Linked DNA regions of Homo sapiens: region 2 is linked to region 1. Evidence: chromatin contacts called from ENCODE Hi-C or POLR2A ChIA-PET data. All regions are on one chromosome and are shown on one strand. Each heading gives the region's core, a stretch centred on a gene start or an enhancer-like site at or near the end of the contact. The rest is flanking DNA. Distances are from core to core; before and after follow the strand shown.

What was found. A loop is a pair of places that touch in the nucleus more often than their neighbours do. ChIA-PET counts read pairs that join two places held with the same protein, here RNA polymerase II (POLR2A). Pooled maps may share reads with other maps.
Region 2: a map of PC-9 shows a loop between it and region 1 (5-fold over the local background). The contact joins the enhancer-like site here to the promoter of SHC3 in region 1. A Hi-C loop is called at or near these places in 8 of 168 maps with a recorded cell type or tissue (Calu3, IMR-90, PC-9 and 4 more) and 11 of 50 pooled maps. POLR2A ChIA-PET finds 5 or more read pairs at or near these places in 1 of 52 experiments (WTC11).

Annotation. Positions count from the first base shown.
Region 1 is chr9:89,175,451-89,180,188 of GRCh38, reverse strand. It overlaps SHC3 (SHC adaptor protein 3), which reads left to right and starts at 1,371. Exons shown (of 12, transcript NM_016848.6): 1 at 1,371-2,202. The coding sequence starts at 1,729.
Region 2 is chr9:89,020,556-89,025,246 of GRCh38, reverse strand. All of the region lies in intron 11 of SHC3 (SHC adaptor protein 3), which reads left to right. Among named protein-coding and RNA genes, the nearest start is that of S1PR3, 31 kb to the right of the region's middle. Within about 2 kb of position 2,211, at least 18 of the 41 ENCODE cell types and tissues checked have a DNase peak (open chromatin) inside an H3K27ac peak, as active enhancers do; they include IMR-90, PC-9 and heart left ventricle, where a contact is called at or near this core.

The DNA.
Region 1 (4,738 bases), core at 122-2,621:
AACAAATGAGTGCCGTGTAGCTGTTCTGCTAGGGCTGCGGCACAGGAGGCGAGCCGTGGGGACGCGTTTCCTGTACCGGGGACGCCGCGGCTCCTCTGCGCTCTTGCGTCCTAGGGGTTGGCCTCACCCGCTCGCCCGCCATGAGTGGCGCTCATTAAACTCTGCTCCATAGAGCAGGGTTCAAGACTCAGGACCTCACGTGCCCCACATGTTCGGTCATGGGAGTGAGAGGACTCAGGGTGACCTGAGAGTGTGCTAGAGCTGAATTTATTCGCTTGCTCAGAAGTTGCGGGAAAACTTTGATAGTGAGTGTTTCACTGTGGAGCAGGTGATCCTAATGCATGAGGAAGCCTGGCAGAGCCCACTGAGGTCAAGAGTCAGAGGGCTTCAGTCTCGGGCAGACCTCTGGGGACAGCGAAAGCCTTGCTCTCCTAACTGAGAGGAAGAAGGCCTGTGCATTTTACTTGCAAGCCCGAGCCTGACTCCTGAAAAGAAGGCATATTTTCCTCCTTGTGGATTTGATGTGCAATAAGAACAGCTGCATTTTTTCCTTCCTGACTGCAGGGTTGCAAGCAGCAACTGAAGGAACATTGAAATGTATTTGTAGCATTTCTTAGGCGTTTTTCCAGAGCTTAAACACATTCAGTAGGATTAAAGCTTCAAATGCAGCCCCTTTTTTGGAATGGATTTCTGGAGCCTGTTGCCACTCGTGAAAGAAGCACTCTTCTTTTTTGGAAGTGGATATTCAACTTAACCCTGGCTGAGAAAGACTGCTGTAAATGAGCAGGGAAGACCCCTTGATTGGCACTGTGCAGAAGTTCATATGCAGATTTTTTTTTTTTTTTTTTTTTGAGGAACTGCATTGCCACAAAGACACTTGTCATCGCTGCTCTGTTAATTTGAAAAGAAAAAGCAAAACCCAGGAAATTGGTATTTTACAGTCACCTGGGGGTGAATATCCTTTTTGTTTTTTTCTATTTAAAAATTCCTGCTGCCTTCCAAGTCAAGATTCATCAGGATTCGCTGAAGATCTGATTCTTAAAAAGCCTTCGTCACATTTTAACGCATCGCTGTTAGACACTTTTACAGGCTCACACAGATGGGCTGAGCAGGGACGAGCAAAACCTAACAGAATAATGGGTTTCAGAAAGTTCATTTGACGATTTGAAGGAACTGGATTGGATTTACCTTTGGCACAAATGCAGATTGCGGGGGATGGGAAGGTGAAAAATCAAAGGTTGGAAGGAAATATCTGGGAAGGTAGAAAAAGGAAATTTGAGAATTGATTGGCTATAGTGTGCTGTCAGCGGGTGGATGTCGTTTTTTTCTTCTTTTTTTCCTTTTTTTTCTTCTGCTACAGGAAGTGATTTGCAGTGCTCACCGAGCCTTTGTTGAGAAGGGTCTCCTCTCAGAGTGAGTCATGCTTTTGCTGTGAGCAGCCCCAAGCAGCTGGGCGCTCCATCAGAGGCAACTATGACTTTTGCAAAGCAAACGTGCAACCCCAAGCAGCGGTCTCCCGGGCCGGGGCTGCGCGGCCGCCGCTGTGCTGGCTTTTAACGGTGGGAGGGCACCATCCTCTTGCTCTGCTCTCGTTCTCCAGAAGGCTGTCCCGGGGCCCCCACTCTCCGTCCCGCTCCGGGGACAGTGGCTCGCCTGCTATGCGCGGCAGCCCGCGCCGGGGCCGGCACCAGCAGCGCCCGGGCGGATGCAGCGAGCCCACGGAGGGGCATGCTTCCACGCACCAAGTATAACCGCTTCAGGAATGACTCGGTGACATCGGTCGATGACCTTCTCCACAGCCTGTCGGTGAGCGGCGGCGGAGGCAAGGTTTCGGCGGCGCGCGCGACCCCGGCGGCGGCTCCCTACTTGGTGTCCGGCGAGGCGCTGCGCAAGGCGCCCGACGATGGGCCCGGCAGCCTGGGCCACCTGCTCCACAAGGTGTCCCACCTGAAACTCTCCAGCTCGGGCCTCCGCGGCCTGTCGTCGGCCGCCCGGGAGCGGGCGGGCGCGCGGCTCTCGGGCAGCTGCAGCGCGCCCAGCCTGGCCGCCCCGGACGGCAGTGCGCCCTCGGCGCCCCGCGCCCCGGCCATGAGCGCCGCCAGGAAGGGCCGGCCCGGCGACGAGCCGCTGCCCAGGCCCCCTCGGGGGGCGCCGCACGCCAGCGACCAGGTGCTGGGGCCCGGAGTCACCTACGTGGTCAAGGTGGGTGCGGGCGCGGGCCGCCCTGGGGGCTGGGGGTTCTGGGGCCAGTTCGGGGCAGACTCCTTCATTCCCTGAAGCCCGGGGTGCGGGGCGCTCCCGCGACTGTCACGTTAGAGGCAAGCAAATGCGCACTCCTTAGCAATCAGCTCGCTTGACAGCGGTGAGGAGGGAACTACAAATGCGCTTTTCCCGCATCCATTGGGAAAAGGTTTACCACTCGGGTGGCCCGCTCCGTCCCGGTTTTCCCTAGGCTCCACTTTTTTGGCACGCCTTTGCCACCTGGCTTACCAGATGTCTGACCAGTGTCATGGGCGCCCAACCCTGGGCAGCGGGGGTCCGGCCTGCCTAGTATCTAGGAAACGCGCTGGGGAGAGCTGGGCAGCCCCCGGGAGGAGAGATGCACGGAGTGGCGGCCCTACTCCTGCTGTGTCTTCCCCGGCGGGAGGGTGGGTATCTTGTTGCCCCCCGCAGCAAGAATTCCCAGCTCCTTGCAGAGCAGGCCAAATGCTGTGCTGCTTTCTCTTCGACGGGCTTTACTTTCTCACCCAGTCCAGGTTTTCTTGGGGTTTGTCTTTCATTCCCTAAGGAAAGGTTCTGGTTTACAGCAGCGGAATGAGAATTCTGGGACTATTTTTCTGGTGACTGTAGTCTTCCATTTAAATGTGCTAAAAGGGAACTAGGGCGCTGCGCTTGGAGCCACAGGCTGGAAAGGAGTTTTTTCCTCCAACACAAAGATGATAAAATCACGATGTAGTCAATAAAATTCCACCCTTATGCAAGCATGTTATGATATTTAAGGAAAAATGCTCAGCACAGTTCAAGTAATCTGCCACGCGGTTATTTCCTTCTGCCGGTTGGGCAGCTCAGAGCTTTAACAGCCTCCACAGCCGAGCAGACAGGGGTTAAGGATGGAAGTTGCAGTATTTCAATCCTGCCACTCCAAGGCATGGCTTTGTATTGAGAAAGAAATGAGACACAAACTCTATCCCCACCGTGTCCTCAATAACACTGAGAAACCCCCAGGATGTCTGTTCCGTAAATATTGGCTGCAGATTCCAGTGTAAAAATTAAATAGAACACATCCTCAGGTAAAATGCAGTGTCTGGTAATTTCGGAACCAAAATATTAACAGAAATACTTAACTTTGTGGATTGCCTTTAACTATATAAAAAGTACTTACAGATGAATGTGGCCATTGTTGTTAAAAGAGGGCTTCTTCACCTTTTCAGTCTGCTTTTTAATTTAACCTTCAAACTATGGATTATTATATTTTACCAAAGGGGTATAGATGAGCATAATATATGCATATTTGGTTGAGTTTATTTTAAGAGGTACTGAATATTCTTCTTGTTTTGCTTATTTAAATTATATAACCAGGGGCCAAAACAAAAAGAAAAAAACAAACCAAACCAAAAATCCCTGACAGCTTTGAGGTTGTGTTTACTTCTGGGGTGTTAGCATAATTGCTGTTTTAAAAAGCCTACATTTCAAATAGACAAATAGACCTTGGCAAAGCTTTTTCTACCTGTCATATTAAACAGAGTAGTTTTCAAATTGAGGGAGAATTCTCAAACTTATGGCTTTAAATTTTTGTTTTAATCACTTTGCTTAGAACTTTGCTTTTGCTTTTTAAAGAAGGAAGGCCAGCATCAAGTTTGAAAGGTCAAATGTGGCAAAATAATGATGAATGTACGAAAATAAGACGGCTCTGCGTCGACAATCTGTTGCTGTAAGGTTTGTGACTTACTGGCAGCATCAGCAGTAGTATTCATAGTCAAAGGGCTGGATCTGCACAGAGCTTGTCTGTGTCTTGGGGTTACTTTGTGTTGCCTCAAATTTAAGGGGTTGCAGTGATGGGTTGAGGGGTGCATGGCATGACTAATTAGGGCTCTGTACCATCCATGTTTTGGTTCCTTGTTCATTAGCAGCCATGAATGGTGCTGTGATGTGAACATAAACGCAGGCATTGTCCTCTGCTGTCCTGGAGAAGTTTGAAATCACGCAGAAAGAAAACCAGATGCTAAAGTGTGTGTGCATGTTTGATTCAAATTATCACATGGCCCTCTGTTGGCGCACATGTGCAAATTCCCGCATTGCCCATGTTGAGTTTAAAACCTCGAACTTATTTTATTGAAAAATTGTTAAACTGAAAACAATCTTAATTTGGCGTTATTTAGAATTTTTGAATAGTTCTACCGGTATCCTTACTTTAAAAGATTTCTGGTAGATAGAAATGGGCCATCTTTATCATATGACTAGATACCAATAGTAAAATATAAAGGTTTAGGGTTTGGGAAAGGATGCATTATTCTCTTTGATATAATTTTTTTCTAAATTAAAAATAAAGCCCCCAAATGTTTTCTAGTTTCCTGGAAAATTTATATACTGTATTATAGATTTTCCCCCTCAAAGAAATACCTACTTACAGGTGATATTAGGATATTGCACATATGAATTATAATTCAAAAATATTTCAACTTAATCTGAGAACAGGGACTGTAAAATACAGAAGTCTGGTGAATTTTGATCATCTAGG
Region 2 (4,691 bases), core at 962-3,461, 160 kb after region 1:
CCCCTGTGTGTGTGTGTATGTGTGTGTGCGTACGTGTGTGTGTGTGTGTGTGACCTGTTCCAGGATAACTCATGTTTTAATCACAAGATGTCCCCATCTGACGGCTTTGCCTCTTCTAGGAATGTGACCCTTTATAAGGGGCAGATGTAATCATTTTGTCATTGATGGAGTGTCGTCATTAATGGAAAAATTTTAACCAGTATTTCTAACTGCCCACAGGGCAACTCCACTTACACGTTTCCCAGGCAATTGAAGCCCATGGCGTCTGCAGTGGAAGGTGTTGTCCCCACCTCCTCAGCCCCAGCTGCCCCTCCTGGGTTCCCCGCCACACCACACCTCTCTTCTCATACTCTGCATTCAGATGCTGAACAAACTCCCCTAAATATCCCTGTAAGCTGCCTCTTCCTCCTGACCCACCTGGACTCCCAGTGACAGCCCCAGCCCACCCTGCAGGAGGCTCTGCTGATGTCCATTCCCTGCTCAGAATCCTTCTGGGATGCCATCACCTCCAGTGTAAGGTTAAACTGTGCAGTGTGGGTAAGAAAATAGGAATAGCAAATGTTCCCCAGCATGTCCTTGATGCCACGCACTGTACTAACTACTTCACTTGTATTAATCCTTTCATTCTGAAAACGGTCCTGTGAAGCAGGACTCGCGATAGCCATCTTACAGAGAGGTCAGTAACTTCCTATAAGGAGTGTCATTAGCAGGTGGCAGGCCAAGTTGTGGCAGGTGCTCAAAACTGTCTTCTCCTCACTTGTCACTGCACTGGACTGAGCAGGACAGGCAGTATTTAATAACGCACACAGGGAGTGGTGGAGTGCACCTGTAGTCCCAGCTACTCAGGAGGCTGAGGCAGGAGGATGGCTTGAGCCCAGGGGTTTGAGGCTGTAGTGAACTATGATCGTACCATTGCACTCCAGCCTGGGTGACAGAATGAAACCCTGTTTCTAAATAAATAAATAAAAATAAACAAATCCATAAATAAATAAGATGCACAGGATGCTGCTTGTGCACCCAGGAGAGAAAGGGCTTCAAGGGTAATGGCTTGGGATGACCATGCCCTTTACACATCAGGGGAGCATCCTGAGAGGGGCTGTTTGTTTCTGATTGGACCATGAGAGGGGGCTGAGTGAACTGGGAAGGCATTGTTGCATTACAGGTAACTTACGAATCACACCCACAGCTGGAGCTGCTGTTCTAGGCCAGCCATTAATCTAGCAGCTTCAGCATCAGAGAGCTTGCTTAGAAACGAGATCCTCAGCTCCCACCCCAGATCTGCTGAGTCAGGAACTCGGAATGGGGCCTGGATGTGTGGGATGGAGATGAGGCAGTAGTCTGAACTTTCACAAGCCCTTCAGGGGCTAGAGTTGGGAACCACAGGTCTAGGCAACAGACCCTTTTAAAAATGAGGAAGGATATGTTAGGTAACTTGTCAGGCAAACAGAGCACATTAGCAGTAGAAACAGGATTTGAACTGATGACTTGTGATATCTTGACCAGTGGTTTTTCTCTATGTGGTCATACCTTCTGATTCTGTTCTGCTGTCTATGGCCAGTTAAACACAGAAGTGGATCATCTAGATGCTTGGATGAATAAAATTTGAAAAATTAATTTCTACTGAATTTCTGGAAAGTATGTAAGAATAGATGGTAAAAGAAGTAGCCAGGAAGAAGTTCCACCTCCCCCAAGCCAAGCAGTTTTCTGGAGGTTGTGGCAGAGAAGAGAAACAGTAAGATTGGTTATGGCCTCAATGGCAGATTTGGGAAATCAGAATATGCTGCATATTTCTTAACGATTTTAATTTCCCACACTTCTGAGTTGCTTCTCAGGCTCCCAAGCATCCTTGGGCCTAAATAAACCCAGCCTTTCTGAATGCATGGAGCTTGATTCCTTCCCACTGAGCTGCTGGCAGCTTTGATCTGTGGGATCTGATTTTCTTCTACTCTGAGACTTTCTCAGATGATTAAAAATATTGTAAGCAACTCAAAGAGACCTTGTTGATAAGGCTTATCAAGCTGGCCTCAGAGTTTATTCTGGGCTGCTGACTCCTGAAGGGCAATCAGCTCTCATGCTAAGATCAGGGTGGGCCTGAGGCCCCAGGCTGACCTCTCTCCCTGAGTGTTCGCTTCTCATAGAGGAAGCCTGCGCCTGCCCTCCCTTCCAAAGAAGGCAAGGCCAGGGGTGGCTGACTCACTCAAACCCATCACATGCCTGGAAAAACCTTCCAAGCTGTTTATGGTTGTTGTGAGACCTCAGTTCTTGTCTTCTTGATTTAGAAGAATTTGAGCAAAAGACAACACAGCAAGGGAGGTGCAAAATAGTGCAATTTATTACAAAGGAGAAAGAATATTTTGAAAGTTAGGTGCAGAATAGACAGTACACCGTAAGAGAATTCAGGGCAGGCTTCGGGGTAAGGATGAGACAAATCCATAAATAAATAAGATGCACTTAAAATAAGTGCACTAGGCACTTATTTTAAAGACGGGCACTAGGGGAGACTCCCTTTATGGGAGGCTTTCATGATTTTTCATAAGGAGGTGTTGCTATAAGCATGTTCGGATGGTCCTCTGGGTGCACATGCGCAGTAGCTGTACATGCTTGTTCATAAGTCACATCTCATTAGCATCTTAAATCTCCACCCAGGGTTGTGTTTTTTTGCTATTATGATGAGCAAAGGGTCATTCTGAGGACAACTAAAATTAAAGTGCGCATGCTCTCTAGAGGGGGAAATTCCTTACTGAAGATAGCTGTGCTTGAATTAGCTGGACTACAGTGTGAATGCTGAGGCTTATTGTGTTGACTGTACGTCCCACGGTTGCCACGTCCCAAAAACTTCCTTGACTACCTATCCCGCCGCAAAGCCACAGGTGACGGTGGCCAGACTGGTGGAGCAGGCTTTGAAGAAGGAAGTGGGAGGTCTGAGCTTTCCCCACTGTAGGAATTTCCCCCCTCCCCCAACCCTCCCTTCCTGCACTGAAGTGTCCTTGAATCTCCTTCTAGGCTCCTGGAGCCCCGACAGGACCGCCAAAGTGTTTAAATAGTGCCCGAGGCTCTTCAGGTTCCTGCCCTGGGTCTTGGCTAAGATCATGGTCCAGCCCTGTTGGGATGTGGGGTGGGGCGGAGTTCCCTGCTCAGCAAAATGAACTGAGGCCTCAGTTCTGTTTGCTGGAGGACCAGCTGACTTCTCTCATTGACATTGTGCCTTTGTTCGCTACAAAGGAAATATGGAAATTACGCAGCCCATTCAGTCACCTCTGGCTCGGGCAAGTCGTGTGACTTACAAGTTCTGAGTGGGAAAGACCACCCCGTAGTCTTGCTCTGGAAGCCCCCAGGGGCAGGCAGAGTCCTGAGAATGCTCCAGGGCCGACCTCCTCCCATTTTATTCCCAAGTCATATATCCTGGGTATCCAGGTAGGGCTGTGTGTGACAGAGTTTTTCCATGGCTAAAAAAGAAACGTCTTAGAGGGCAACAACAGGCAATGCGGAAGTAGCCCTCCATCTCTCAAGGTTCCGATTCCTAGCACTGTGTTCTACTGGCCCCGAGGGGTGCTGGAAACCCTCAGTTTCCACCTGGTGCAGGACAGAGGAGCCTCACCTGGGATGGCCCAAGGCAGGTGAGCCCTGGCATCCAGGCAGGGTTCAGGGAGAGCCACTGCTCACTTTCCTGCGGTACTTCCTTCTCTCTCTCTGCTTTGCTTCTGGTTTGTGGGTTTTTACACAGGTTTCAGGTTAGTTTTGTGGGTCAGCTGTGCTTTCCCAGAGGTGACCTGGGCCTAGGCCTTCCACTCTGTGAGCCGATCTGGTGCTGTCTTTGGTCACTGAGGTCATGGCTGTGGGGACATTGAGTGCGGTGGTGTTGGCCTCCCTACTCTGGCAGCTGAGTGAAGACTTCTTTGTGGTTTCTGGAGCAGTGACTCATCAAATGCTGTCCTGGAGGTTTCATGGAGATGGCACAGTTCCCAAGGTAGCCTGGGCTTTTCCCTGAGGCAGAAGGAGACTACCCCTCTATCCAGCTGCAGAGCTCCTGAAAAATCATTTTTAAGGTAGAATTGGCAGTGATGATAGTCAATACTAACACGAGTGTACTTTCCATACAGTTGGAACAAAAGTTTCAAACCTGATTCTGCTAGAATATTAGTGTTCCAGAAGGCTGGTGCAACTGGCGGGCATCTCCTGTGTGGGCGCTGAAGCTCAGTGCGAAATGTCCCTGTGAGGTCAAACTGGGGCTGCAGCTCAGCAGATCCCTACAGCTCCCCTGGGCACCTCCCCAAGCCCTGAGTGTCCTCATGAGGCCCATGTGTGCCACCATAGGGCAGGAGGCTCTCCCCTGCATCCTTCCACCACTGGGCACTTTGGAGGATCACCAAGGTACCGCACCCAGTGGCAGAGCTCCACCCAGACACACAACCCTGCAAACAGACATTTGTGCCCAGCTTAGTCACTGCTGATGGAGGAGACATGGAGAGTTGGTGAGGGGGACTCACCTGTGTCCCCTCCCCTATGCCTGTACATTCCACTCACAACACCCACATACTGAGGTTGGCCTGCCCATTTTGCTCTCCTCCTGGGCCTGCATCTCCTACTGCACATGAGGGCGGTTTTGTGCCAGCCCCTGCAAGAGCTTCGGTAAGGATGATTTATCTGTCTCATTCTGTTGCTGGTGATAGTTTAGTGTCCCCCTAGATCCT